Linked DNA regions of Homo sapiens: region 2 is linked to region 1. Evidence: chromatin loops called from intact Hi-C (ENCODE). Cell type or tissue: PC-3. All regions are shown on one strand. Each heading gives the region's core, and the rest is flanking DNA. Links, peaks and the distances in the headings are about the cores only.

Region 1 (15,769 bases), core at 6,419-8,918:
TCTTAAACCCTGGGTATCCTGCTCAGGACTACAATTTGTCTGCAAAATAGACAAAATAGGATGATTCATTTTTTGAGACAAGGTCTTGCTCTGTCACCCAGGCTAGAGTGCAGTGGCATGATCTTGGCCCACTGTAACCTCTGCCTCCCAGGTTCAAGCAATTCCCCTGCCTCAGCCTCCTGAGAAGCTGAGATTACAGGCATGCACCATCATGCTTGGCTAATTTTTGTATTTTTTAGTAGAGACATGGTTTTGCCATGTTGGCCAGGCTAGTCTTGAATTCCTGACCTCAAGTGATCCCCCAACCTCGGCCTCCCAAAGTGCTAGGATTACAGGTGTGAGCCACCATGCCTGGCCCTAAATTAGGATGATACTAATGATAGCAACAACAACATCAACCACCGTCCCTACTGTTCTGCAGCCGCTGGACCTTGGGCTCACTTGCTTTGTGCCTGTGATTTTGTTCACTGTCTGCATATACAGGCACATTTGCTCATAATGACCTCAGAAGTTTATGGCAACTTCCTGTGGTTGGCATTGTAGCCCTCTTCATTTATTAGACGAACAGAAACTGAGGCACTGAGAGCTCATGTGACCCATTCAATGTCACCCACTAGTCAGTGAAAATGTGTGGATTTGAATCTTTGTCTTCTGACCTCCAGGGCTGCCCCCTCAAATTTCTCCTGCCGCTCTTCAGCCTGAGAGGCACGCCCGTCCTTTGGAGTGGAACTCACCTCTTTCCATTGACTTGACCCAGACAGACTCCTCCTGTCTGCATTTCCACAGCATTCACATTCCTTCTGGGTCTTTTTTTTTTTTTGAGATGGAGTCTCGCTCTGTCACCCAGGCTGGAGTGCAGTGGCACAATCTCTGCTCACTGCAAGCTCTGCCTCCCAGGTTCATGCCATTCTCCTGCCTCAGCCTCCCGAGTAGCTGGGACTACAGGCGCCCGCCACCATGCCCGGCTAATTTTTTCCTTCTGGGTCTTAAGACCTCCTCACACTGATACTTGTTGCCTTACAAGTAGACCTGCCTCCAAAAGTTAACCCGTTGGCTATGTGGAAATTGAAGTGCAGCCTTTCATGGAAATGGGGGTGTTTATTATCTCTTGCCGACGTACTGAATGCTTTCTAGAGCTGAAATATTTTTGCCAACAGATAGAATTGCAAAGGACTGTTTTGCCATTTCTAGTGGATGTAGATGTTTAGGGCAAATGGTGTTAATCCAAGGAGTAACAGTGTACTTTTGGGTCAATAGTCTGTTTTTTTTTGTTGTTTTTTTAGATGGAGTCTTGCTCTGTCACCCAGGCTGGAGTGCAGTGGTGCGATCTTGGCTCACTGTAACCTCCGCCTCCCAGGTTCAAGCGATTCTTCTCTCAGCCTCCTGAGTAGCTGGGATTACAGGCATGTGTCACCATGCCTGGCTGATTTTTGTATTTTTTAGTAGAGATGGGGTTTCACCATGTTGTCCGGGCTGGTCACAAACTCCTGAGCTCAAGTGATCTGCCTGCCTTGGTCCCCCAAAGTTCTGGGATTATAGGTGTGAGCCACCGCACCCTGCCTGCAATCATATTTTTGGTATTCTCATGTTATAATTCTCTTATAGTTGATATAGAGTGATTGAATATTGCTTTTTTAAAAAAATATTTTCAACTTTTATTTTGGATTCAGGAGATATATGTGCAGGTTTGTTGCATGGATATATTGCGTTATGTTGAGGTTTGGGGTATGGATGATCCCGCAATCCAGGTAGTGAGCATAGTACCCAGTAGGTAGTTCTTCAGCGCATGTCCTTTTCCCTTCCTCCCTCTTCTAGTAGTGTTCAGTGTCTATTGTTCCCATCTTTATGTCCAGGTGTACTTAAAACATTGTTTACTTTTAGGTTCTGCCTTCGTACATTTATATGGTCATTTACTGAATAACAATATTTTGGTCAATATTGCATTGCATATAGGATGATGGTCCCATAAGATTATAATCCCATATTCTTATTGTACTTTTTCTTTGGTTAGATACGTTTAGATATACAAATACTTACCATTGTGTTTCAGTTGCATAGGGCATTCAGTACAGTGACATCTTGTACAGGTTTGTATCCTAGGAGCAAATAGGCTGTAACATAATAGCTTAGGTGTGTAATAGGGTATACCTCCAGGTTTATGTAATATACTCTATGATGTTCACACAACAATGAAATCACCTAACCAGAATGTATCCCTGTTGTTAAGTGACATGACTGTATCATAAAGTAGAAAAATGGAGTAGAACAACTGGAAGAGATCTTTCAGTGTAAAAATAGAGTTAGAAGATATTCAGAAGAAATTCACACTCTGCTAATATGTAACTTTGTAGTGTCAGAGTGATGTCATAGAATTGAGGAAATGCTCATTGATATTTAAGTGAATGTTAGAAAATGTACTTTTTCTTCTAATTTCTCATAGAACAAGGATCTATGAATCTGCCGAAAGTATATCCAGAACGAAACAACTCTGTGCATGTTTTTATGGAGAAAGTTCATTTGTAGCTTTATTAGATTAACAAAGTGTTCTATAAGCAGCACTTCACACAGTTCACACCATGTGGCACATAGCGGGCACATGGTGTGAACAAAAGAATAAATATAAAGAAAACACGTGATGAGCCCAGCCTTATAAGCTGGTGCAAAGTTGTCTACTCAGAAATAATAGTTAAAAAGTATAGTTGACCCTTGAACAACTTGTGTTTGAACTGCTTGGGTGTACATATGCATGGATCTTTTTCAGTAAGTATATTGGAAAAATTTTTGGAGATTTGGCATGTTAAAAATTTTAGATGAACTATGTAGCGAGATAAGGAAAAAAATTTAAAAATATATGTCATGAATGTGTAAAATATATATATAGATACCCTGTCATTTACAACCATAAAATATACAAAAATCTGTTACAAGAAGTTAAAATTTATCAAAACGTCCATATACACAGAGCATACGTGGTGCCATTCACAGTTGAGAGAAATGTAAGTAACCATAAAGATGCAATATTAAATCGCAACTGCATAAAATTAACTGTAGCACAGACTGCACTACTATAGTAATATCATAGCCCCCTCCTGTTGTTACTTGCAGTGAGCTCGAGTGTTGTGCGTGTCTGCTTAAAGTGCAGTGTGATGCTCATCATCTCCTTGTGAGCAATTTGTCTTCCCAGGAAATTGCATATCACAATAAAAAGTAATTGCTCTTGGTTCTCATGCATTTTTCATCATGTTTAATATGAAACTGTAAACCTTGAATAACGCCAAGGGACCCATGTGAAGTGCCACTAGTGATGCTGGAAATGCTCCCAAAAAAGGAGAGAAAAGTCATGACATTAGAACAAAGAGTTGATATGTACCATAGATTGAAGTCTGCAGCTACTGCAGTTGCCCACCATGTCAAGATAAATGAATCCAGTGTAGGGACCATTATAAAAAACAAGAAAGGAAATTCCTGAAGCCGTTGCTGCAGGTATGCCAGCAGGCACAAAAACCTTGTACTTTTGTGAAATACCTTTTCATCTCATATTGAAAATGCGGCTTTTATGTGGATGCAGGATGGTTAAAGGAAAAGCACCTATTGACTAATATGATTTGAGAAAAAGTAATGTCATTACATGGCAAGTTAAAGCAACAAGAAGCTGAAGGATTTAAAGCTGGAGAATTTAATGCCAGCAAAGGATGGTTTGATAATTTTTTAAAGAGGCTTGGCTTAAAAAAATGTTCAGCTAACAGAAGTATTAATAACTTCTGCCAACCAAGAGGCAGCAGACGAGTTTCCAGATGCACAATCATTGAGGAGAAAGAGTGTCTGCCTAAACACGGTTTTAATGCAGACGAAAGTGCTGGAAAAAATGCCAGCAAAAGATATTTATTAGTAAGGAAAAGGATCAAGCACTAGGATTTAAGTCCAGAAGAGATAGGCTAACTCAATTGTATTGAGCAGAGGCAGTCAGGACTGCCCTCATCTACAAAGCTGCTAACCCCTGAGCCTTGAAAGGAAAAGATAAACACCAGCTGCCAATCTTTTGATTGCACAACATAAAGGCCTGGACACTGGGAACACTTTTCCAGATTGTTCTATTGATACTTTGTCCCTGAAGACAGGAAGTACCTTGCCAGTAAGGGACTGTCGCCTTTTAAAGTTCTTTTGATATTGACCAACGCCCCTGGCTACCCAGAGCCCCAGGAGTTCAAGGCGTTGAAGTAGTCTAGTTGCCTCAAACACAATGGCTCTAATTTAGACCTGTAAGGCTCATTACACACAGTACCCTTTGGAAAGGATGGTCGTTACTATGGAAGGGACCACTGATAGAACATTATTATGAAAGTCTGGAAGAATTACCAATGAAGGTGCCTTCCTTGTGATAGAAATATCGTGAAAGCCAGTAAATCCCAAATAACAAATTCTTGCTGGAGACAACTGGGTCCAGATATTGTGAATGACTTCACAAAATTGACAACAAAGCCAGTTAAGGAAATCATTAAAGAGATTGTGGATATGGCCAAAAAAGTGGGGGATGAAGGACTTCAAGATATCAGTCTCAGAGAAATTCAGGAGCTCATAGATACCACAGCTTAGGAATTAATAGAAAATAACTTGATGGAGATGAGTATTTCCGAACCAGTGCCTGATCATGAGGAAGAAGACAGAGACGAAGCAGTGCCAGAAAACCAAAATTACACCATCTGACAGAAGGGTTCTGATTATTCAAGACTATTTTTGACTTCTTTTATAATATGGACCCTTCTGTGATATGTGTACTGTAATTAAATCGAACAGTGGAAGAAGGGTTGGTATTGTATGGAAATATTTTTAGAGAAAAAAAACAGAAAAAGTCAGACATTGTGATGTATTTCTGTAAAGTGACACAGTGGTGCCTGTCTCTCCTGCCTCCCTTTCCACCTTCTCCACTTCTTCTGCCTCTGCCACCCCTGAGACAGCAAGACCAACCCCTCCTCTTCTTCCTCATGAAGATGATGACGATGAAGACCTTTATGATGGTCCACTTCCACTTAATGATTATTAAATATATTTTCTGCCAGGCATGGTGGCTTAGGCCTATAATCCCAGCACTTTGGGAGGCTGAGGCAGGAGGATCACTTGAGGTCAGGAGTTTGAGACCAGCCTGGTCAACACTGTGAAACTCCGTCTCTACTAAAAATACAAAAATTAGCCGGGCTTGGTGGTGCACACCTGTAATCCCAGCTTCACAGGAGGCTGAGGCAGGGGAATTGGCTTGAACCTGGGAGGTGGAGGTTGCAGTGAGCCAAGATTGCACCACTGCACTCCAGCCTGGGTGACAGAACAAGACTCCATCTCAAAAAAAAAAGTAAAGTAAAAAATATATTCTTTGCCTTATGATTTTCTTAATAATATTTTCATTTCTCTAGGTTTACTTTATTATAAGAATTCAGTGTGGAATACATATAACACACAAAATAGGTGTTAACTGTTTCATGATAGTGGCTAGGCTTCCAGTCAACAGTAGGCTTTGGTAGTTAAGTTTTTGGTGAGTCAAAAGTTATACTCAGATTTCGACTGTGTGGGGGGTTTGCATCCCTGCATTGTTCTAGGGTCACCTGTTTAATAGCACTGGGGTGATAATGCACATGTGTCCTTGTTAGAGAAAGAGCTCATGGGCCTCCTTGTGGTGTTGAGTACTGCTGATCCAGCTATTCCATGCTACTTTTCTTTCCCTAGTTTTGTGAAACCCTGTTTCCTTGATTTTATTTATATTCTTTAGTCAGTTCTCAAAATCCTTTGAAAGTGGTTTGGAGGAAGGGAAGAGGAACCTGCAATCTCAGCAGTTACCCAGGTTTGAGTTCTGATTTCCATGGGTGATCCGCATTCAGATTGGATGAAACCTGTGGCTTCAATTGTACCTAAGTGTGGACGGCACCCAATTACAAGTAGTTAGCCTCGAACTCTTTTTTGTACCATGGACTCCCATCTCCAGTTGTGTCCCAGGAACTGGCTGAGAGCATGTGATAGTTTTCCCTGTAACTGAATGCATCATCTTTTGTTTTTGTTTGTCCTTGTGCCTGTCCTCTGCCCAACCACCCAAATGACAAACCTAGACACCTAAAATCTGTCATTTTCCTTCATAATGGCACCCATCCACCACATACCAAGTCCTTTTAAATAAGTCTCCATTCTGCATTTGAATAATTATACATCCTGATTGTCTTTTCACCACCTTTCCATTAGCCTTGGCCCTCATGACTTCTTCATTATTAGACTAATGAGCTACGAGTGTTTACCCTCCTAGTCCTTCTCCATACCCCTTGAAACCTCGTGCAGAATAAATGCAAGTTAAACTGCTGTGTGTTAATGACACCCCGCAGTTTTCAGGATAAAGTCTATATGGCTTAACTTAGTTGTCTTTCATCTTCCCCTCTTGATTACCTCAGTCTCTTGAAACTTTCTCAAATATTAGTAACATTTCTTAAAAACTTGCTACTTACAGGAAACATCCTAAGCAATTTGTCATAATCAAATGAAATTTATGGGGAAAAAACAAAACAAAACAAAACAAAACAAAACCTATCACTACTGAGCCCAGAGGAGTGAAGAAGTTACCTAGGGCCACGCAGCTGGTGAGTTGTTTGAGGCTGACTCATCTTGAGAGCTCATTCATGATTAGCAACCTTGTGGTGGTAGAATGAGTGGAATTCCTGGCAAACCGCAGGATAAAGTGTCTCCATCTCCATTATTCTGGGTCACTTGTGTGGACGTTGTCTTGGGAAGCAAATGAAGGCAAGTAGAGGGTTTGGCTTTCCTTAGAATAGATTTTCTTTAAAACTTAAAATTTTTAAACTCTTTGTGCTTGACTAAGTCCATTAGATGGCACTAGTATTTACCTTCCAGAAGATTGGCATTAAATTTCAGTATTAAAGCAATTTGTGGATTGGGGGAAATATTTAACTTGCAAGTTATTTCTTTTACCTGTCAAATATGGGAGTGAAAAGATGGGCACACAATATTTATTCTGTGTTCAGTTTTTTAAAAACATTGCTAAACAGGTTATACTAATGAAGAGTTGATAAAAAGAATTTTATTATTTAGTTACTTTTTGAATAAACCTGCCAGTTGATTAAAATGAGCCTAATTTAATCAGTATTGTATTGCATACTGAAGATAATTTAGGCTAATGTCAAGGACACCGTTATCTCTCCTTTGTAGAAGGTGTTGAAATAATGAGAGTAGCAAAAAAGGAGTCAGAAAATGAAGTTTTTCATCTTTGCCCCTGGGTGGGTATTTAAAAATCACACCCTTCCTTCTTGCATGCAAATTAAACTGAAAGTCATTTTGTACTGTAATATTAACCTTACATTTTACAAAATAAATTTATTGAACTTTGATCTTTTGCTAATATTGGTTTGTGGTTGTCAGAATGAATTTGAGGTTTTCATTGTGTGTCATTTTCACCTGGACTTTCATTCAGAACTTGAAGTGAACAGAAGTGGTGGGTTTGATATATCTTAATTTGAAAATAAATCACTGTTAAGCAGCAACTCCTAGTTCTACTTTCTTCTTTTTTTCTGAATCACTTTTTTCTTCTCTATCTACCCTCCCCACTCCAGCCCATGTCTTAATAGAATCATCTGAATTCCTTTCTTCCTTTAAAGTAGTTAAACGGCCCTCAGTTTTTCTTGTGATGCTTTTAGATGGAAGCTAAGTCATTGCTGAGGTTCTTGTTCAAATTGTGAAGTCAGCAGGTAAAGGGATTATGAACTCCCAAGTGAGTCCCCTATACAAAGGGCAGGTTGCCTTGGAAACAAGGCTAGTTCTTAGAGTTGGAAATACCATCTTGTCTTTAAATGCCAGGGCTGGTGATGTGCTGACCCCTGCTGCATCATCTCTAGACCTAACATTGTGTGGAGAAGTTTTCCATGACTTTGTGCAAATTGCTTAACTGCTTCCCAGTTCTGATTGATTGGCCAAAGCCACAGCCAAGTTTTCTTTTCTAGTGCTTCTCATTTTAAATATAATTTGCAAAATTTAGGACTAAGGAAGTGATCCTTCAAGTTTCTATTTTAGAATGAAAAGTTTTCCACTACTGATTGCCAAAAAATAAAGTATAGAGTTTACCAGATGGCAAGACATTTTAGTGATGAGTCATTTTTTACAAGTTCAACAATGGAATGAGTGATGCGTTAAGGAAGCCCAACGAGGGAATGTCTCGGTTCTGTGAGATGGTATTACTTGATGGTAGAGACGGAATTACCCTTGTTTCTGACGACACTGGATATGAACTGTAGCAGGGAGCTCAACGGTACAAGTTGGTAGGAGGAGGCAGTTGTAGCTTAAGTGGGACTCCTACTTTCCCTGCATCTAAACATTCGTAACTTGCTGGTGGCACAGCAGGAGGAGGGTTTGAGGGTGGTGTGTGGGTATGGAGACAAGGGCTCCCCACCCGTGGAACCAAGCCCTGGTTTACTATATCCAGCTAGCTGAAGAGGTAAAAAGACTAGAAAGAAAGGGCCTTCCTAACTAAAGATCTCAGCTCTGAAAGACTAGAAAGGAAGGGCCTTCCCACTAAGGATCTCAGCTCTGTTTTTGTGGACTCACCAGTGGATGCAGACATTCAGAGGAGCAGGAGAGCAGGGCATGCTCCTGCCTGGTCGTGACTGTCCTGCTATGTTTCTGGGTTGTGCATTCACATTGGCAGCTTTTCATGCCCTGGGACTATTACAGCGTAGGGACTGGGGGAGATTTCAGGATGTGACTTATGCCTGGGAGTGAAGGGAGTGGTGTTTAGTGGAGATTAGGAAGAAGATGGAAAGTATTTCACCCCCAGTTGCTTGCTCACTAACGTTTAACATTGTGATTGGTGCTGTGGGTTTTGGTGGTGGTTGTCTTTTAATTACAGTTTAGAGAGGCTGTGTGTGTGTCTGTGTATGAGAGAAAGAGAGATTTTGGTTTATCTCGTTAAGACCTATCTATTTCCTACATGGTGTTGGATTTTTTTTTTTTTTTTTTTTTTTTTTGATACGGAGTCTCTCTCTGCCACCAGGCTGAAGTGCAGTGGTGCGATCTTGGCTCACCGCAACCTCCATCTCCCACGTTCAAGCGATTCCCCTTGCCTCAGCCTCCCGAGTAGCTGAGACTGCAGGTGTGTGCCACCACGCCCAGCTAATTTTTGTATTTTTAGTAGAGACGAGGTTTCACCATGTTGGCCAGGATGGTCTCCATCTCTTGACCTCATGATCTACCTACCTCTACCTCCCAAAGTGCTGGAATTACAGGCATGACCCACCATGCCTGGTGGACTTTTGATTAATAAAAATATTTTGGCCGGGCACAGAGGCTCACGCCTCTTAGAAAAAAAAAATCTTTTTTTTTTCTTTTAAGCAAAATCCCTACTGCAGACTGTGTTGTTAATTTAAAGAGTTACTATTGAGGGATTCTCTTATTTATCATTTGTTAATGCAGGCATTTCTGGATACACGTAAACATATGAATTGTCAAGCTAAATTGTTCACAGATTAGAACACTATGCTGTTGACCCCTGTTTCCACGTTACTCCCTCTTAGATATGTTGGAAGGTTGGCAGAGTGGCAAGGCTGGAACATATACCCATAGGTGAGGTACTGCTCTAATATCACAAACCATGGGGCTAGAGCCTGAGACGGGTTTGAGGTCAAGTTTCCTGGTACTGTGTACGAGAAAGTCTATCCACACTTTGCCATTCTTGGCTTAGCCAGTAGGAACATTCGCTAGTCTTTAATGTGCTCATGGTATTTTAGTGTTCTTTTCTAAGTTTTAGGTCTTTTTTATCAGACAGTATATACCCTTCTTAATATGCTGATGAAGCGTGGAATTAATCTCACATGCATAACATTTAAAGTTTTCCAGTGGCAAGCTTAAGATTCTTGTTCTGTAGCGAGTTTTTATTGGTATAGTTTGTATTACTATGATTACAAAACATCATTGGTTCAAATATATCCTTTTGCTTACTCGTCCAGTTAAACACTAGCTCTATTTAAATGAGTTTTTAATGAACCATGCTAGCAAGTAAGGCTCAGAGAATGATTAAGGATTTAGTATTGTCTCTGTGTCATTAAAGTAAATTCAGTCATCAGAAAGCTTACAAATTGATTTTTAGTTCCCTTTTTGTTGTGTCTACGTAATAATTAGTTACTACATCATCGCATTTGCTTCTGAGATTATTCATCTTGCCCATTTGCCAGTCTTACCATGTTCTCTTTGAGGGAACACTGCATGTGTTCATGATAAAATCACAACTCGTGCCACTTCCTCCAGTTTGGAGTCAACCTATCTGTATGTGATTAGCCCATTTCTGAATTATTTTGTTCTGTCTTACTGTGCTATCCTACTTTTTATTAATACTTAAGCAGTAGTGTTATGTAGTTGTAACCTCATGGGTGGATACCAGTGTAACAGTGGCACTCATGATAGAGAGTAGAGCAAGAGGGGTTTATATTATATTTGGCAGGTGGGTCAGTTAGCTGATGGCTATACGAATTTGCATATTTTCATTGTGGTTTGTGGTTGACATACTCAAGGCTATTAGTTGAACATAAGTCTTAAACTGGGAATCTAATTAGTCTGAAGGCTCAGTGGGTGATAGACTATGTCACCCTGAGGGACAACAGAATTAAATTTCAGCTCTGAAATGTAAGCATCAGGGCTAGGGAGTATCATAGGTGAATATCTTTCACTGTGGTTTCCAGATGCAGTGGAATATCTCTATTAGGCATGAGTGTTCAAGAAATACTTTCTTCTTAAAGGATGGCATTAGCTCTTGTCGGACAGGTCTCCCTTTGGCAATTGACAGATAGAAGCTTATGATGATGGTGGTCTCCTGTGTTGTTCAGGAAGCAGCGGGAATGTTCTGCCCTCTCCTGCATGATATTTTGCTGGAAATGGCTTTATTAAAGATTGATCTCATTTAGCTCCCTTTCTTATGTTGGATAATACACTGTGATAATCTACAAAAGCATGTTAGTGTTTGGTTAGTTTTTCTTTTATGTAAGTGCCACAGGTTATCACGTGTGCTTTATGGGAGACAAGTGTAAATGAAATCTTAAAAAAAAATAAGAGATAGAAAAAGGGGAATTCAGAAACTCAAATACTTGATCTAATTTATAATTTTTTTGGACATCCTTGAGTGAAAGGGCAGAAGAATTTAAATGTATTGGTAGGTATGATCCTAATTATAGAAATCTATAATTTATAAACTATGGAGACGAAAAGTGATTTTTGAATTAGTGATAGTTTAGAATTATACATCATGGAACAGCCTGACTTCAAACTTAAAAAATGCATGTATCTCCAACTCCTTTAGTTTTATTGTTAAGTTTTTGAAATTTATTTCATTATGCTCTAGTTCTCCCATATCTGTTGAATTTTCTTTCTATTCTCTTCTGTTACATTCTTCTTTATAGGCACATCTGCCCATGACATCTCCCTGTCATCTCTCAAACACGCACTTTCTGTGTTGTGCTTCTTGTTGACTAAGCCGCTGGATCTGGCTTGACTCATGGAGGCTGCTCATGTTTCTTAGATGAAGAGAGGGTCATGGAGGCATCTTCAAGTTTATTCTTGTTTCTAGTATTCTCCAACATGTTTTGTACTTTATCCAGGGCCAAAATATGATGCCTTTTTAAAAGAATTATAAGTCTTTATTTCATAGGAAAACAATTGCATATATTGACATTGAGTGTCCAATGACACCCATCATAATTGACTTTCCCTGGATATGTCTAGCTTATACATGAAGAAAGCAATGGAAAGTGAGAGATTGCTCACAGGGTGTCACATTAAAATGGCTTCTCAGGGTGTGTGGAGTTTGAACCTAGAGGTCTTTGAGATTTCACTTAGACTTGGCTTAAATCAGCTTTCATTTTCCTGTATGAGGGTAGAATCTGCAAGTTCTTTGATCCTTTTAAGCCCTCTGTTTAAGACTGAGTGATGGCACCAGCAGGATGAATTGTCTGTGATGATCTTCATTACCCTCAGATATGTTCAGAAAAATTTTAAGTGGTGTCATCAAAATTGCATTAATTTGGTAAAGGCAGGTTATTACGTTTGATTAATCAAAAACGAACAGAATCCTATTCAGAGGTCTGCAGATAATCTTAGTTTGTAGCCTGCCAGTGCCCTGTGCTGTGGATATGTTAGATGCTCCAGAGCAGGAAGATTTGGAGAAAATAGGATCTTTGACTTGATTTCCCATCTCAAATTTATTCTGTATTTATTTATATGCTAGTCAGATTCATCTCTCTGAGGCTCGGCTTTGCTTCCTGTTAAGTGAAATAATAAAAACGACTTTGTGTTTCTGTGGGGCCCTCTAGAGGAGGATGTAGAGCGTCTGTGGAAGGTCTTCATTTTGTGCCATATCTATGTTGAACATGCATTTTCTAGCATGCTGTCTTCTTTCCGTGTTCTTTTTCCCATTACTATTCCTGTGTAGATCCAAGACACAGCGATTGAGCTTTGCATCTGTCTTCTTTACTCTTGAAACTATTCTCATATTTACAAAAGTAGAACGTATTTATCATCCATCACAATATAATTTAATAAAAGCTCATAGTAAACATACTTATTGTGTTCTGGAAGTTGTATACCTTATCTCTTTATTTGTCCTACATCTGGCAGAGCAGGCATAAGTGGCTGAAAACAATGCAAATTCATTACCTGGCAATTCTGCTTGGTAGAAGGCTGACATGGGTCAGAATGCCATAAAATCAGTGTGTTAACCGTGCTCCTTTCTCGAGGCTCTAGGGGAGAATCTATATCCTTGCCTTCTAAATGCTGCTCACTTTCCTTGGCTCATGACTCCCTTTGTTTGTCTTCAAGGTGGGCAGTGTAGTATTTCTCTGGCCATCATCACGTTTCTCTCTGGCCGCAGCCAGGCGTGGCTCTCCATTTTTCCAGACTTATGTAATTAGATGGGGCTCTACCTGGATAATGAAGGATAATCTTTCCATTTTAAGGTTCTTAACCTCCATCCTGTCTGCAAAGTCCCTTTTTCATAGAAGGTAACATTCACTGGTTCCAGGAGTTTGGACATGGATAACTTTGGGGAGACCATTATTCTGTCTACCCACAACCACCATCCTCTTTTCCAAATGAGGAGAGTAAGGTCTGGAGGTGTTAGAGAGGCCACTGGATTTACCAACAGCTACCCAAAAAATAAGGTCAGAGCTGGCTTTGAATGTAGCTTTTTCTGATTCTCCATTGCTGTTAGCCACTTTGCTACATGCAGTTGTGGGCTTTCAGGTCTTAATTTTACCTATTAAAGGGACTTCCCTAGATCCAAGGGTTTTATAAGCATTTCTGTGTGATGTTTCTATAAGAGGTTTTCTGTTGGGGGGTTCTGATGTTTCATAGTTAAAGTGACTTGTCCTGAGGTAGGGGAAAGTGGGTGACAATGTTTAGAGTTTATTTCTACTTGGGCTATTGTAGGTGTTATCCAAATTCTGCCTGTCTTTTCTCATGGAGACTTGATAGATGAATGGAACAGAAGAGAGATTAATAATTATTGCAAGGAAAAAAATGAACATTCAAAATGATCTACTTTGTGGACAGCAGTGAAGATTCCATCTGTTAAATTAGAATTTGAGTAACATTTCACAAATTTAAAAGACTTTTCCTTTACTTTTTGAAGGGCATGATGGAGATTTTTAATACGCAGTTTTTTGTGAAGGTTCCCCCCACCTTTTTTTTTTTTTTTTTTTGCTGTGTTACTATATGCATTCTTATAGAGTAGATTTTCTAAAATTATATATCTTTCCCAGTTTAACACAAAATTATTTCATATTGGGACCTGGCACTTAAATTTTGGTTTAAAAGAAAGCTGTGCAATTGTATGTTATTGGCATATTGCAAATCACCAACTGTGGTTCTATAATGTTTTCTAAAAATGCTGGAGATAATTATTGAAACTAATATATATGTATAAGCTCTTCCATCATGTGGCATTTAAAGACTTATTCTTTGTAATTTTCAATCTCCATTTTCAGTTTGCAGAAAGGACTCGATTCTTGAGAGAACACATCATTGTGAAAAGTTAATAACAAAACATGAATTTCATTTGCTTCCAATTAAGCACCAAAATGTCAAAACTTAATATCTTCAAAATGCATATTAAGCCACACACCTTATGAAAAGTATGATGATATTAAAATCAAGTATAGCAATCCAAAATCTTCATGCAGAGCTTGAAATGAGTATTTTAGTTTTTTGAGGCTACAAAGGTACCTTGACTTTTAGTTTTATTGCTCAAACTGAAACTAAAATTGCATGTTACTAGAAAGATGGGCTGGGTTGTCAAACTAGGGACCATGGGCCAAATTTGGCCTGTTTATTTTATAAATAAAGTTTTATTCAAATGTAGTCACAGTCATTTGTTTTTGTATTGTCTATGGGTGCTCTTTCATACTATAATTAGTGAGTAGAGTAGTTATGAAAGAGACGGTATGGGCCACAGCTCCAAAAATATTTACTGTCTTATTCTTTTCGAGAAAGTTTGCCCATTGACCCCTAATCTAGTGGAATGTCTGTGTCTCTAATACAGGCAGACACTTGCAAGTCACTGTCAGATAAACTGATTTTACTATATATGGATGTTTTGGTGTATACGTATGCATACCTTTCCCTTTTTTTTGTAACTATTAAGGACTTCTTTTCTGATTTATGTTGTTCATTATAAGGTTGAGTGGCCCAATTATTCATCCTACTGTGATTTCTTCATACCAATTACCGTGGTATGGTATGAACCCTGGTACTGGTTCTTCCAGATTGTTTAATCAGCTGATTCTATCTATACGTCAGCAGGTTTCTGAGCTTCCTGTCTCTTTGTGACTGTACAATGGTTTTCTTTGTTGTGTCGATGATAAATGGATTGATGATATATAAATGTTCATGGAAATAGCATTTGTTCCAAACGACAAAGCCATTTATAAAATGAGGACTGTAATTATGAGTCCTACTCATATTCTGTACATTCGCGTTTCTGTTTTTGACCTGAGACAAGTGTTGGCCTTGAAAAAGCTTGGATTGGAGGCAGGAGAGGGGTTTATTTTGGTTCCAGTCATGGTTCTTTTCTTGGAAGGCTAAGCTGAGTTGCTAGGTGTGGGATTGAAGGGTGAAGCTCCAAGGTGGCAGCCAGTGTGGATCCTTAGAAGTTTTTTACTCTTTGGGATTTATTTTCTATTTTTATGTTATGTTATGTTATGTTATGTTATGTTATGTTATGTTATGTTATGTTATGTTATGTTATTTATTTTGAGATGGAGTCTCGCTCTGTTTCCCAGGCTGGAGTGCAGTGGCAGGATCTTGGCTCACTGCACCCTCCGCCTTCTGGGTTCAAGCAGTTCTCCTGCCTCAGTCTCCCGAGTAGCTGGGATTACAGAAGCGTGCCACCACACCTGGCTAATTTTTTATGTTTTTGGTAGAGATGGGTTTCATCATGTTGGCCAGGCTGGTCTTGAACTCCTGAACTCAAATGATCCGCCCGCCTAGGCCTCCCAAAGTGCTGGGATTACAGGCGTGAGCCACCGCGCCTGGCCTACGCTTTGGGATTTATAAGAAGTATATTAGCATTTTAAGAACTGTATTAGTTATAAGAAGACATAGAGTACTTTTTTATTTTTATAGCTTTTTAAAAATATTATAACATTTAAAATTTTTAATTTGAAATAATTTTATACTTCAGAAAACTTGGAATAATAGTTACAGAGTATTTCCATATACACTTCATCTATCCCTAATGTTAACATTTTAC
Region 2 (15,769 bases), core at 4,726-7,225, 53 kb before region 1:
CAGAGTATATTTTTTCCCCCTATAGTGTTCTTATGGCTCAGTGATGAATAAGGTGGATTTGATCTGTATAAAAACACAGACACTGATGTGCTCAGTCATACATCTTTAGACCTATCTCCATTTCTCTGCCCCTTCCCCTCCCTTTACATTATGAGAGCTCTGCAGGTTCCCTTATGGAAGTCACAGAAATGTTTTTTCAGTTACAAGGTATGATGAAAATGGTCTGAGGTCTATTCCTACTTATCCTACTAGATTGCCTCTTGGTGCTTATTCAAATTCTTGATCCTGAATTCCTTTAATCAAGTAATTATTTCAAAGAACATAATTAGGTTTCCATAGGGTCGTTACTTCTTTTATATTCTTGGTTCTTTTTACCTTATCCACCCGTATCTTTATTTTCAGGGATTTCCATATCCATCAGTTGGGACTGAAAACTAATCTGCATTAAAGTAGCAGTTGTTACTTGATATGACTTACTTTTTTTTTTCTCATGGATATTTGAATGTTACAGGATTTGGGAAGGTAATTTTTTTAAATTACTGATAAAAATCTTGTGGAGGATTCTGATTCTCAGGTCTGGAATAACCTGCATTTTTTGAATAAGTGGAGCATTCACATGTGGTTTAAAATTCAAAATATGTAATTGATGACACCATATCCGAGCCATTCAGTTTCCTTCTCAGGAGGCAGTGTTGTTAGTGGGTGTGTCTGTTGTGTGTGTTCTTCTAGAGATAGTTTATGTTTATATAAGCAAATGCAGATATACCTTCCTCTCATTTTACATACTTTTCAGTTTTCTAAGCCTTTAGCAAAAGTATATAAATTAATGTTATGGGATTTTACAAAAGGCAGAAGCCTTCAAGACTATAAGCAGTGCAGACAGAGTGATTTGAATGATAGGAAGTAGGTATGCTAAGTAACCTCTGAAATGACACCCGCACACCACAATTTTCACTTTCTGTGCACAGAGATGGTACTATCTGTAGATTTCCAGAGTTTTGCCAAAAAAAAAAAGAAAGAAAAAGAAAAAAAAAGAAAAATTAGAAAAAGTGGTGAGCCTTAGTACTAGAAATAGTAAAGAATTAGCAGGTGAAGTTTAGCAGATTTTTTTTAAATTAACATTGTTAGTTTAATTTCAGTTCCTAATAGATTGATGAAATAAACATTAACAAGAATGTGTAAACATCTGTAAGTTAATGGGTGCAGGACTAAAGCATTTTAAGTAGTAATCATCATACAAAAACCTGATTGCTTTCCTTGATAGCTCTATGGAATTACTTAATTTTAAAAAGGCTATAGATGTTAAATATCACGATTTTCGAGTAAGTGATTTTTTGAAATCTTATTCACCAAACTAACCGAATTGGATAAAGAAATGTCAAGTGTGTAATAAACTGTCCAAGAGTTAGTGGCAATTGAAAACATATCAAGTTGAAGAGAACCACAGGATAATGTGTATCTTTTCTTTTAATGATCTAGAAGAATTAGCTAAGCAATATATTAAATCTACAGATGATCATGAATGAGGTGTTTTCTTTTTGTTTTTTATGAGTGTTACTGAGAATGAAGCAGTAGGGTCAAACATGCAAGTTTAATAAAATGGCAAAAGATGAAAAAAAAGTCTTTGCAAAAAGCTAACTAATGTTTCTGGGGATGGATAAATCCCTAGGAACAAGAGAGGGGAAGACCTAATGAGCCTGGGAAAACCTAATGAGCCTAAAGTGTTTTATTCCATGTAACGAAAACATATCAAACAGTAATCTTGGGTGACTAGCCTATTTTTTTGTCTGCCCAGTTAGCTTAATTGACAGCCATCATTAGATGGCATTATGATTGGGCAAACCAGGAACTTCTGCAGTAATGGAAGTTTTCAAAAAAAGGTTTGTCTCTCAACTGAAAAATAATAGACAAACATCACAGAGACGCTTAAAAATTGATTGAGTCAGGTAACGTTTGTTTTCATGTGAATTATTAGGAAACTCCGCTCGATTAGTTGGACACCATGTACCTCTCTTTTTCAAGGTACTGTACACAGGAGCTTGAGAAGAGATGAAATGGGGCCAAGAAACTAGCATCTGAATGCACTTTACTAAAAGCATTTTTTCTGTTTTACATATGTTTTGGCTTAACCTTAGAGATGTTGCAATATCCTAACAAATGCCTTACAGAGAATCCATGGCCAAAGTGGAACTGAAAGTCCTAGGTCTTTCTGCCAAGTGCATAACTCTTTCCTCCTTACTACACTAGAAAGACTTTAGCATTGTAATATTCTGAGACAACATCAGTGATTCATTCCTCATTTTAGGAAGCAGTAAGGGATAGGTCTACATGGACAAAGAGGAAGGTAAGGTTTCAGTCTCTAAAGCAATAATGGTGGGTTGCCCTTTTGTTAAAGAGTCTCATGTCAACAAATTCATGTCTAGTTTAGGCTAGGAAGAAATAATAGTTGGGAAAACAATAGCTTGAAAAATCAGTAGGGCATGCCAGGCATCCTTGTATCTTCACATTTGTGTATCACGTATAATCTAAGTGATACTAAAAATTTGTTACGCTCTAATAAATGATGATTTATGTATACCAAAGGCTCTAATAAAATATCTAGAATTGGTAGCATCATAGATATGAATTAAATAGATGGAGATGAAGTAATTAAAATTAGTTCCTAATTTGCACTGATTTTTTTTAATCTTCAATTTTGTAGGAAAAAAAAATTGGAGCATTAAACTGATAGAAAATTGTAAAGAACATTCTGCTTCCGGTAGGGAAAATGGTCTGTTTTCTTTTCTTACTTTAACATAAGATCAATACTAATGTCATTTATATTGTACTTTAGTGTTTACAAAGTAGATTCACATATATTCTCTTATTTCATCTGTGCAGTAACCTCTGGAAGATAAGGTTTCCTCATTCTGTTTTTTAATGTCTGTTTCTTAACTCTGTGTAAAGGCAGATTGATTGGGCCTCATTTCCTCAATTTAGAAGGCTGGACTGATTGATGGAACATTAAAGAAGGCAGAGGTAAATAAGGGATAGTGATTCTAAAAATAAAAGTGACACTTGAAGTGGTTTGACTAGCAGTCTCACTTATTTTTCCAAAGGCAAAAATTAAAAAAAAATCAAAAAGACAAAAATTAAAACCCAGAGATACTAATAAAAGCAGGGAGCACATGTATCTTTCTGATCCTAACACTTAGAGTAGCAGCTATCTTGACAGCCTATTTTTGTGAATAGAACACTTAGATGTCCATTTTTAAGGACAACTTTGTTTTTTCTTCCTGGTGTTTTGTTGTTTTACTGGCATATATCTAAATTTGATTTAAATTTCATGGCATTAAACCAAAAACTTAGATGGTTATATCGTGTCATTTGTTATATTTATTCAGTATTTGTTGGTGCATTTTGGTAAATTTTTTACTTTATTAGTTGGGGTTATATACCACCACATTTAATCCCAGGTACTCACAATAATAACAGCTTAAACATGCTAAGAGTTTGTTTCTCTCTTATGTGAAAGAAGTCAAGCAGTTGGCAGTCCAGGTCTGGTATGTATTGACAACCCCAGTGTCAGAGAACCAGACACTTGTCTCCCCGAAGTATCATTCTTAGCAGTATCACCTCATGGTTCAGGGTAGCTGCCTGAGCTTCAGCCATCAGGCTGATATTCCAGGCAGCAGAAAGGAAGAAAGAAGAAGGGCACCTGGTTTCCCTTTTAGGATGCTTTTGTGAGGTACAATTAGCATTCTTGTCTTTAACTTCTTAAAGCTCATGCGAAAACAGCTTACTGCAAGGTGAGCACATGACTGCCTAGCTTAACACAGAATTTCCTTATGAAGGAGGACTAGAACAGTGGATGTTGGTGTAGGCACTGCTTAGTCTGTGTCACATATAGCGCATAACACATCAATAGTGAGAATGCTTCAGTTCAACCAGTTCATGGCTTTGGGGGCTGTACCAATTGGTTTATAATGGTTATGATTTTGTGACCAATTATTCTTTATGTGGAGATATATATAAGAGGAACTGCTTTATTCATTTAGACCAATAAAAGCGATACCTGAAGTGATTTGTGGACAAGTGGCTACAAGAGGATATTGGTGAGCATATTTGTTCCCATGAGTCATTTTCTAACCAGTTATCCTAACACTGGGTTTCTGTACTGTCTTTAATTTTCACATTATCTCTAAAGTCTTCAGGAGGAAATATAAGCAGTGTGGTGCTAGAATAGCTTTCTATGTGAATTCTTTTCCCCCTTATTCATTACTGGAACCAGTAATTGCCTAGAGAATGATGGGCAAAATGCCAGCTCATCATTTCTTTAAGGGTCTAAGAATTGGCTTTGGAGAATGGAAGAAAATTCCAGAAACACTGTCAAGAAAGTTATTATTTATTTCAAATGTTATTTGGAACAGCAAAGGACAATATGTTTTATAGCACAACTTTTAAGATGACTGAATTGGCAATAAATTCACATGATGAAACTTCAGCAAGTCTTTATGTTTCTGCCGGGGAATTCTTTGGTTCTTGGCGTAAATTTTTAAATAGTTAATATCAGCTTCCTATTCTTAACATTCCTTTAGTTGTAGAGCTAATGTGAAAACAGCTTGCTGTGTTGTGAAGAATGCCTTTAGTTAGCCAATAAATCAACTCATGCGTGTTTCAGTTGTCAAGCATGTTAAATAGTAGTTTTTAGACACAAGAGGGATTGCCCATAATATCGTTATTGTGAGATTCTGTTTCTCATCCACCACGAATGAAATCCCTTCTTTCCCAGACTGCCTCTCACAGCCCCTCCAGCACTGTGGTTCAACTCTACACCAAGAGATGACAAGTCCTGGGTTCTCAAAGACTTGGATTTTGGTTCTAGATTTGCAGTGTAGGAGTCAGGCAAATGGATGTGTCTCTTGAGGCATTAGTATCTTCACATTTCAGACAAGGGCTTGAGTTAAAATACTGTTTCCTTTCACTTCCAAAATTCTATAACTCTGTGCAATGGTTTTTAACAAAAATCTTTGAAAAATAACCTAAATAGGCCGGGCGCGGTGGCTCACGCCTGTAATCCCAGCACTTTGGGAGGCCGAGGTGGGTAGATCACGAGGTCAGGAGTTCAAGACCAGCCTGGCCAAGATGGTGAAACCCCAGCTCTACTAAAAATACAAAAAATTAGCCGGGCGCAGTGGCAGGTGCCTGTAGTCCCAGCTACTCAGGAGGCTGAGGAAGGAGAATCATTTGAACCTGGAGGGTGGAGGTTGCAGTGAGCCGAGATCGTGCCACTGCACTCCAGCCTGGGTGACAGAGTGAAACTCCGTCTCAAAAAAAAAAAAAAAAAAGAAAAGAAAAAGAAAAATAACCAAAATAAATTTCTAGAACAAATTTCCCAAGAATCCCAAATAAATATTAATTTATATTTAAAGATGCTGTATTTAAACAGTGCAATAATTATGAGCTTTTAAAGGAATCTAAATCAAGATATGTTTAACATTGGCTACTTACGATGAGTTCAAGTACTTAAGCTAATTTTTAGCTTGATACCTGTATTTCGTTGGGGGAAAGAAAACAATATCACTTCACACACTGATCATGTTTTATATTTTCTTTTAGAAATTAAATGATTAATGTGTTAGACCATGTAAGTCAGACAAGGAGGATTGAAGGACATACCTTATGAGTCAGCTAAAAATCTTGCCAGTTCAAATAGTACACATTTCCTTGTGTGAGCAGCTGTCATTGTTCTGAAGTTTTGGAAGTTGTGGTGAATAATACGTTGTGTCTCTAAGTGGCCCTGCTATTGTAATCTGTGGTTACTCTTTAAGTTATGGTGGAAATCTTTACGTGACCAAGCTTGATCACAGTTTCAAGCTTAAAAATTTAAATGTGGGAGATGATACCAAATTTTTGGCAAATGTTTTATGGCCCACAGCCAGGATTAGTAAAAACTATGGTTAATAGATAACTTACAGTTTTCTGTAAACATATTAAAATGCTTTTTGGGATTCAATCAAGCTTGATTTATTTGTTTATGAATGAATGAATGACAGGATCTCGCTCTGTCACCTAGCTGGACTGCAATGGTGAGATTATAGCTCATTGCAACCTGGACTTCTTAGGCTCCAGTGACCCTCCCACCTCAGCCTCCCGAGTAGCTGGGACCACAGGCACGTGCCACCATGCCTGGCTAATTTTTGTATTTACTTTTTATTTTTTTTTTCTAGAGACGGGGATTCGTCATGTTGCCTAGGCTGGTCTCGAGTGATCTACCTGCTTTGGCCTCCCAAAATGCTGGGATTGCAGGCATGAACTACTGTGCCTGGCCAAGCATGCTGTAATTGGAAAATTTAAAATGCTTTTCTGGCTGGGCACAGTGGCTCACGTTTATAATCTCAGCACTTTGGGAGGCTGAGGTTGGTGGATCACCTGAGGTCAGGAGTTTGAGACTAGCCTGACCAACATGGTGAAACCTCATCTCTACTAAAAATATAAAGAATTATCCAGGCATGGTGGTACATACCTGTAATCCCAGTTACACAGGAGGCTGAGACAGGAGAATTGCTTGAACTCAGGAGGTGGATGAACCTCAGTGAGCTGAGATTGCACCACTGCACTCCAGCCTGGGAGACAGAGTAAGACTCCATCTCAAAAACTATTTTTTTTTTTTTCTGTAGTGAAAATGGTAGCTCTAGGCTGTAATCCCAGCACTTTGGGAGGCCGAGGCAGGCGGATCACAAGGTCAGGAGTTGGAGAGTGGGTGGATCAAGAGGTCAGGAGTTCGAGACCAGCCTGACCAACATGGTGAAACCCAGTCTCAAGAATACAACAATTAGCCAGGCGTGGTGGTGCACGTCTGTAATCCCAGCTACTCAGGAGGCTGAGGCAGGAGAATTGCTTGAACCTGGGAGGCGGAGGTTGCAGTGAGCCAAAATCATGCCACTGCACTCCAGCCTGGGAGACAGTGTGAAACTCCGTGTCAAAACACACACACACACACACACACACACACACACACACACACAGAGAAAATGGTAGCTTTTATTTATTTAGTTCACGTTGTCTGACAGTGAACTAGGCTTCTTACGTATTTTTTTTCATTGATTTTAACCAAATGCCCATTCATGAGTGAGGAAACTAAGTTCATCTAGGGCACCTGGGAGGGGCAGGGGGCGTTACGGAAGGGCTCACCTGACAGCAGAGCCAGAGGTGCACATCCTCACGCAAGGTAGTGCTTAGAGGCGCTGGGGTTTATTGAAAAGGATGCTGCTACACTGGTTTAATAATTTTCTTTTTCTTTTTTTTTTTTTTGAGACCAGTCTCACTCTGTTGCCCAGGCTGGAGCGCAGTGGCGCGATCTTGGCTCACTGCAACCTCTGCCTCCTGGGTTAAAGCGATTCTCCTGCCTCAGCCTCCTGAGTAGCTGGGATTACAGGCGCACGCCACCATGCCCGTCTAAGTTTTGCATTTTTAGTAGAGATGGGGTTTCACCATGTTGGACAGGCTGGTCTTGAACTCCTGACTCTGTGATCCACCCTCCTTGGTCTCCCAAGTGCTGGGATTACAGGAATGAGCTACTGCGCGCAGCCTTATAATTTTCTCTTTGAATAAGCAGATATCTTGAAAAGGTATATGCTTAGGCTATCTAGCTCCCCTCCATCTTCCTCAACACCTCTACCTATAAGTGGTATAAATTCAACCTGAACTAATTATAAAAGAAGAAATTAAAAATTTCAGCCACATAAAAGTCTAGTTAGTATGTATAATTCAAGGACTGGTAGTTAACTCACTGTTAGACAAGTAGGTAATGTGTTCCCTCAGCGATTGAGTGTATTTGAGAAGTTGGAAACACTGAATATAGCTTGGTAAGGGCTCAGTGGCCTCTGTAGAAGGGAGCTTGGGTTTGAATTCTAGCTCCACAAAGTACTTGATGTTTGACCACCTACAGCTTCAGTTTCTTCATATGTAAAATGGGCTAATAGAACTCACCTCTGAGTTGTCAGGTTAAAATGAGCTAATGTGTGGAAATTACAACTGTGGTGCTTGGCATATACTATGTTCTCAATAAATATTAGTTGCTCTTGCTATTTTAAAACTTATTCTTTGACAATTCTGTTGCTCATTGGTATGGGAATACTTTCTTATTTAAGAAAAATGGCATGTTCTAACCCATTTATGCCTGAGGTTGCAATTTTGTGAATTTTGAAAATCAGACCTTGACAATGACTTTGAGCAGTAGGATATAAACAACGCTCGCATGCTTGGTGTTCCAGTAATGGAACACTAGGCATAAATGGGCTTAAGGATGGCAGTATGTGATGATTCAGGTAAAAAACTTAAAAAAATTTTTTTCAGCACGAAGTTTTGCTGTGTTTTGGTTGGAATATTGTAAGGAGGTATCACATTTTTAAAAAGCTTATCTTAGCCTCTAATCTCAGCACTTTGGGGAGGCTGAAGCAGCAGGATTGCTTGAGGCCAGGAGTTCATACTGAGACACTGTCTCTACAAAGGAAAAAAGAAAAAAAAAAAGAGCAACAGAAAACAAAAAAACATAGCCGCATGTAGTGAGGTGTGCTGGCATGTTCCTGTAGTCCCAGCTACTCAGGAGGCCGAGGCAGGAGGATCGCATGAGCCCAGGAGTTTGAAGCTGCAGCGAGCTCTGATTGTGCCCCTGCCCTCCAGCTTGGTTGACAGAGTGAGACCCCTGTCTGTTTAAAAAAAAAAAAAAAGTTTATTCTAGCATTGACTAATGCATTAAATAAAGAATTTCTATGCCTGGTCAGCATAAAGCCCTCATCTTAAAATTTAAAGAATCCATCTATGTACCCACGTGTGTGCCTGTGCACACGTGCACACTTCCACACATATTCTAGTAGTCATGTGGAGTTAGTGATGAAATTTTTTTTCATCCCCATTTTACAGACAGGAGATGAGCCATATGGTGCTCATTTTACGATAGTGATAGAATGATGGATTTAGACAGAAGGAAAGGTGTGTGAACAGAGACACATTATCGATTCTCATTCAAATCGGATTCATTCTGCTATGCTGTGTTGCCTTCAGCTGAGTGTCCAGCGGTTTGAAACATTTCTAAATTTTGATTTGGGGCCATCATGCAGCTCAGTGCTTGTGCTTCGGTGCAAGGTCTCTTGGGCAGAGATGCTAATTTAAGAATGTTGTCGGTTTAAATGTTCCTAAGAGGATTAAGCAAATTCTACAGCATATAAATGGACATATTTGGAAGATTTTTTTCCCCAAGCAATTTCAGAAAACACACATGCATCATTTGCTAAAACTCTGCAGGTGTATTAATGAGTTCATCTCACATGAATGGACAGTCACTGAGGGAACTTCATATGTAGGCTTGAGTTCAGGTATATGAAATGCAGGCTAAGTTTTAATTAGAATTTATTTACAGCTCGAAGCTGCTCCTTTGTTTTTCTGCCTGAAGTCAGTAATGAACCATTCCTCTTTGCCTAGTCATTAGTATTCAGAGCTCCATCAGCCTGCAGTTCAAACCCTTTCCCTTGTTTTTGTCAGAGAAGATGATGGAGCAAGGTTGCTTAGAAACACTTAGCCACACTCTCAACGGGAATTATCAATCTGTGCTGTATGTTCACCCCCACACGCAGGGGAGAAAATTGAGTTTTACTGCTGATGACGTTAATTGATTGCAAGTTGTTTTAGTGGGAGTGTGATGTTGAAAACCAGATTTCCTTTCATTTTTATGCATTAGATGCAGAGAAGCTATACAGTGACATGTTCATTCCACTGTAACTAAAAATATCATAGAGGTATCTAAATTTGGTTTTGTATGTTTTATATTCAGATCTTGACACTGGTCAGCTTACAGGATTATCTTTGGGTTGGAGACTGTTTCTGTAGTGATTTCTTTAGTTCCCAGTAAATTCACACAGTCATCTCCTTCAATAGAGTTCTGATTAGTGCAGTCAGGGGGTGACACACTAAATTAGGGGTGGGCAGAGGGGTGAAATGGAAACCAGCTGTTATCTGCTTACCTATAATTTTATATGGTCCAAAAAAAGCTTTTGTCTTTTTTTTTTCTTTTGTCCCTGTTCTTTTCAGATCATCTTCTTCAAAAATTTCTTGCCTTAACATGTAAAGAGTGCAGTGTGTTTCTATGGGTGATTTAATTTGACTTGTATTTATTTTTAAAGATTCCTTGATTTGGCTATTAACAACTTTTAAAAGGTGAAACAAACATTGCTGATGAGAGAATGCACAAGCAAGCAGACAGCCCCTCTGGAAGGTCGGGATGGCGAGAATTGGGGTGAGGAAGAGAGGCCAGAGGCAAGCGAACTGTATTATGTTGTTTAGGATTTTGTCCTCCACAGCATCTAAGTGGATGTGTATATTTAAGCATAGTGTCTTTTGTTATACTTTATCATGGATTCCCATTGAAAGTAATAGATTGAGACTTTGTGGGGGAGGGCTTACCCTGTACTTCTCTGGCAAACATCAGTGATTCTGCTGCTTATTCATTCAAGACTGCACATAACCATTGCCTGCAGAGCTTGAAGAAGCAACACACATTTCCCTGACTCGTTCTTATGAGTCAGTAGAAAAGAAAGATGGCTAAGCCTATGCCTGGTGCATCTCAGTTAGAACCTACAGAGAAGAGCTCAAATACCTGATTTTCTTTCTTTCTTTTTCTTTTTTTTTGAGACGGAGTTTCACTCTTGACACCCAGGCTGGAGTGCAATGGTGTGATCTTGGCTCACTGCAACCTCTACCTTCCAGGTTCAAGCAATTCTCCTGCCTCAGCCTCCTGAGTAGCTGGGATTACAGGCACCCGCCACCATGTCCAGCTAACTTTTGTATTTTTAATAGAGATGGGGTTTCACGATGTTGGCCAGGCTGGTCTCGAACTCCTGACCTTAGGTGATCTGCCCACCTTGGCCTCCCAAAGTGCTGGGATTACAGGCATGAGCCACCGCTCCCGGCCAAATACCCAATTTTCTACAAGTGTCACTGGAAAGTGCTGCTCCTGTAACTTAGGAGATATGAAATATGAGTTCATGTGTCAGGCCTGGGGTTTCTTATTACACAGAAGCTAACCCTATCCTAAGGGGTGTGCTCTTTATGTGCAGAAATAGGAGATAGGAGCCAAATTATTTCTGTGTCTACCAAATTTTTCCAATTTGAGGAAAATAGATAAAGCCTACTCCCTTGTGATTATGTCCCAAGAGTTTAAAATCAAATTAAAATTTGGTGTTGAAATCTCAATTTCCTTTAAATAAGATGACTTAAAAATTAATAGTCACTGGTCTTAATTATGAATAATGCATTATCATGTAATATTAAGCCTCACATAAGATATAATACGATAAAAATTCTGGGATGTTGAATCTGGTTTAAGAATTTGTGCATTCTCAGAATTTTGTTTTACTTTCATTAAGAAACAGTACATTTAAGGCCAGGCATGATGGCTTATGTTTGTAATCCCAGCACTTTGGGAGGTTGAGGCAGGAGGATTGCTTGAGCCCAGGCATGAGCTATGATTGGGCCACTGCAGTCCAGCCTGGGTGACGGAGTAGGACCCTGTCTCTTTAAGGGGGGAGCAGGGGAGGGGAGGAGAACCATTTCAGTAATCTTTTCTACTTTATGAATGTGTTCATAATAAAGACTCCTGTGGAAACTGTTCTGGATAAAATTATTAGTGCAAGTAGTGCCAGAATAGCAGATATTTCTGCATGGCTGCTTAGGAACTTAGTTTTTGCTGACAATTTTGAAAATGTTTCTTATTCCAAAGTGCTTAGAGGACCTCCAGGCTTATGATTGTTCTTTCCCAAGAGTATTTTTTGAGGGACAGGGAGAAGGAGCTCCTATATCTTGGTTCCGTGGTTCTCTGTCTAAAGGGAACACTGCCGTAAATACTTGAGTCATACTTTAATAAAGCCCATAGAAGAGTGAATTGGGCTTAACTCCCTCATTTTTCATTTGAGGAAACTAAACTGCCTGAGTGAGGCCTGAAAGCCGTTTTTGATGATTTTCAGGCGTATGCACTGGGATGGGTCACTATTTTGGAGTCATGTAACTTTGGATTTTGCATATGTCTTTGATTCCTGGTGAATGTGGAGGATTTCCATGCTCCTCTTGGTAGCAGGAGCACTGAGGAGTGAATCCTGCTATATTGCTTGTTCAGAGGCCTGGAGGACACAGGAATTATGGACAAGTGTCTAAATTTGGTGATGGTCAGATCAGAATGCTGAGAGACTAGATATGTCTGTCAGTGAAACTGTGAATTCAAGGGAGGAGTTTGGGAAGGATTGGCACAATTAAGATAATTAAAATCATTTGCTTTTGATTGTTTAAAGTAATGATTTTTAACCCATAAGTCCAGTGTCCCCTTTTTATAATCAATATTTTGTAAATCTTTTGGTATCCTACAATAAAATTCTTAGAAAATATAACCTAACTGAAAATACAAATAAATGAATAATAAGTAAATAGAAAAAAGAAAGTACCTGAATTCTTATAGAATATACTATATTAATTTATAATATTAACATTATAGGATGTATTGTATTATAGGCTAATTTGCTCTCAAAAGATAAATACAAAGGGCATAACTTATAATAAAAATATCAATCCAATATATAAATGCTCAAGCATGACTAAACTGGAAACAAATGCCTTCACAATGTCAAAACACCTCCCACTGGGTGGCAGAGCTCCTCTTGACAAACTCTTGGTTGAATACTTCACAGTGGCATTGTATGAAGAGTGTGTGCATGAAGCAAGTATAGTTCGGTACTTGGAGGCTGATTCTCTGTGTGTGTGTGTGTGTGTGTGTGTGTGTGTGTGTGTGTGTGTGTGTGTTTTTGTTTGTTTGTTTGTTTGTTTGTTTTTGAGACGGAGTCTCGTTCTCTCACCCAGGCTGGAGTGCAGTGGCATGATCTCGGCTTACTGCAACCTCTGCCTCCCAGGTTCAAGCAATTCTTCTGCCTCAGCCTCCTTAGTAGTTGGTACTACAGGTGCCTGCCGCCAGGCCTGGTTAATTTTATTTTTTGTCTTTTGGTAGAGATGGTGTTTTACCATGTTGCCCAGGCTGATCTTGAACTGCTGAGCTCAGGCAATCCACCCACCTTGGCCTCCCAAAGTGCTAGGATTACAGGCATGAGCCACTGCACCTGCTCGATTCTGTGTATTCTTACTTAGCGAAGACTGTAATACATTCTTGAAATTCTTACCTATTTTTAAGAGACAGGGTCTTACTCTGTTGCCTAGGCTGGAGTGCAGTGGTGTGATCATGGTTCACTACAGCCTCAACCTCCTGGGCTCAGGTGATCCTCCAACCTCAGCCTCTTGAGTAGCTGGGACTACAGACATGTGCCATCACACCTGGCTAATTTTTGAACTTTTTTGTAGAGATGGGGCCTCTCGCTATGTTGCCCAGGCTGATCTTGAACTCCTGGCCTCAAGGGATCCTCCCACTTTGGCCTCCCAAAGTGCTGGCATTACAGATGTGAGCCATCACCTGACTTATCCTTGAAATTCTTGATATTAAGTACAGATGCTATTTTAAATCTTCAAAATTTGGAGTATCTGTGTATGCAGTGTCCCCTAGAAAATATGTAAGGTAGACAACGTTGAGACCTTTTTAGGATACAAATAGAAAATAAGATATTATTTAAAAAATTCTGCCACCGAAATGGATTTTATGTTAAAATTCATTATTAGGTTTCACAATTGCATTATCACTTTTAATACCACAGCTAGTTGTTATGTTTTATCTATAGCTTTAGAAAGAAAAAAAAAATCAGGCCATATGGCCTGCGTAAGAGATGACAGATGAAGAGCAACAAAACCCCCGTTAGTTTTGATGCTGATCAGTCAAAAATTAACTTAGTCACTACTTAATGGTTCATCTGAGCTCAGTGTGCTTTTTCCTCTTTAAGTTTTTTTTTTTTTTTTTGAGACAGAGTCTTGCTCTGTCACCCCGGCTGGAGTGCAGTGATATGATCTCGGCTTACCGCAACTGCTGCCTCCCAGGTTCAAGCAATTCTCCTCCCTCTCAGCCTCCTGAGTAGCTGGGACTGCAGGCGCACCCACCACACCTGGCTAATTTTTGTATTTTTGGTAGAGACAGGGTTTTACCATGTTGGCCAGGCTGGTCTTAAACTCCTGACCTCAGAGTGATCCGCTTGCCTCGGCCTCCCAGAGTGCTGGGATTACAGGTGTGAGCCATCGTGTCTGCACCTCTTTAGGTTTTAATGAGACAGGGTCTCACTGTGTTGCCCATACTGGTCTCAAACTCCTAAGCTGAAGTGATCCCCCCATGTCAGCCTCCTAAAGTGCTGGGATTTCAGGTGTGAGCCACTTCCCCAGCCTCATTGTGCTTTTTTCAAGTCACAATCTTGGAATAATTTCTGTCTTGGTTAGTTTTGTTAGTGAGACAAATCTTTTTCTTCCTTATAGCATCAGTAATATTTTCAAGATACAAAAGAATTTGTAGAAGGTATTTAGAGTTAATAGTTGCTTGATCTAGTAATTCATAGTTCCAAATGTTCATATTTATGACAATTTGAAAAATGTCTTTTTTTGTAGAAATTCTAGTTGCTTGGGTAACGCAAAGGCAAATAATTTCTTACCAGATAGAGCATAATAATATTTGTATTCTCCCACTAAATCTAGAGTCCAACATTATTTTTGCTTGTTAGGTAACTTTTTTCAAAAAACAAATGGTTTTGTTTATCTGGATAGCTAACCTTGTGAAAGCGGTGCAACATCAAATTGGTACAGATATTAATACCTGCATTTAAATAAAAGAGTAATTTCACAACTCAGTGTTCCCAAAACTTGACTTGTTGGTTCAACCTTACTAGGTATATTAGCATTCTTAATTGAATCAGTCATTGCATTCTTCAACAAAAGTTTCCATTCCATCTGTTCTTTGGTTTATAATTCTTTGGTGTGTCGTTTGCTTTATTTCCCAAATATATAAGATTTTTTACATTTAGAATTATTGCTAGTTTTGCTACACCATGCTGAAGAGGAAGCCTTGTGACTTTATGTTTTATAGTATCTGATTTGCAATGGTTAATCCTCCTCACAGGATTGTAAAGCCCAAATGAGTGATATATGTAACAGACATAGAACAATGCATGTCAATGTTAGCTGCTCTTATCATCATCATCCTTTTACTATCATCAGCAGCATAAGAAGAAGTTTATTCTAAATATAAAATCTTTGCCAAAATTTTATCAATTAAGATACTTTTTTTGTTTTGTCTTGTTGTTTTTAAGACGGGGTCTTCCTCTGTCACCTAGGCTGGAGTGCAGTGAGGTGATCATAGCTCCCCACAGTTGTGACTTCCTGGGCTCAAGTAATCCTCCAGCCTCAGCCTCCTGAGTAGCTAAGACTACAGGTGTGTGCACTACTACCCCCAGCTAATTTTTACAATTTTTTGTAGAGATAGGGTCTTGCTATGTTGCCCAGGCTGGCCTTGCACTCCTGGCCTCAAGCAATCCTTCCCTCCTCAGCCTCCCAAAGTTGGGATTCCAGGCATGAGTTACTACGCCCAGTCGAAACATTTCTGTAGATAGGACCATAGGTGCTTGATATGTGTAGTTCTGCCCCTTCCACATGTTGTTGCAGGAGAGTAGTTTTATATGCCTGATGATCAGAACACTTGACACTTACAAGAATGTGGTCTAGGGACACCTGGGATCCTCAGGACCCTTTTAGGATTTACTGAGGTCACAAGTATTTTCATAATAATGCTGTCATTTATCTTTTAACTCCTGTTCCCTCCTGAGTGTAC

What was found. Peaks named below come from ENCODE experiments on the same cell type or tissue, not always from the same donor. Only the 100,000 strongest peaks of a DNase experiment are listed, where the experiment ranks them.
Region 2: it touches region 1 in a loop (5-fold over the local background); 8 of 110 quality-filtered maps call a loop at or near these places.

Annotation. Positions count from the first base shown.
Region 1 is chr10:34,519,317-34,535,085 of GRCh38, reverse strand. The region is part of intron 2 of PARD3 (par-3 family cell polarity regulator); the gene reads left to right. Among named protein-coding and RNA genes, the nearest start is that of PARD3, 290 kb to the left of the region's middle. RefSeq lists enhancers at 6,365-6,940, 8,331-9,086. In PC-3, for the core only: CTCF peaks have their summits at 6,855 (motif pointing right) and 7,861 (motif pointing left); DNase peaks (open chromatin) are centred at 6,665, 7,835, 8,195 and 8,725; H3K4me3 peaks cover 2,378 bases; H3K27ac peaks cover 2,500 bases.
Region 2 is chr10:34,570,793-34,586,561 of GRCh38, reverse strand. The region is part of intron 2 of PARD3 (par-3 family cell polarity regulator); the gene reads left to right. Among named protein-coding and RNA genes, the nearest start is that of PARD3, 240 kb to the left of the region's middle. In PC-3, for the core only: no CTCF peak of the experiment used is centred there; a DNase peak (open chromatin) is centred at 5,731; H3K4me3 peaks cover 759 bases; H3K27ac peaks cover 1,660 bases.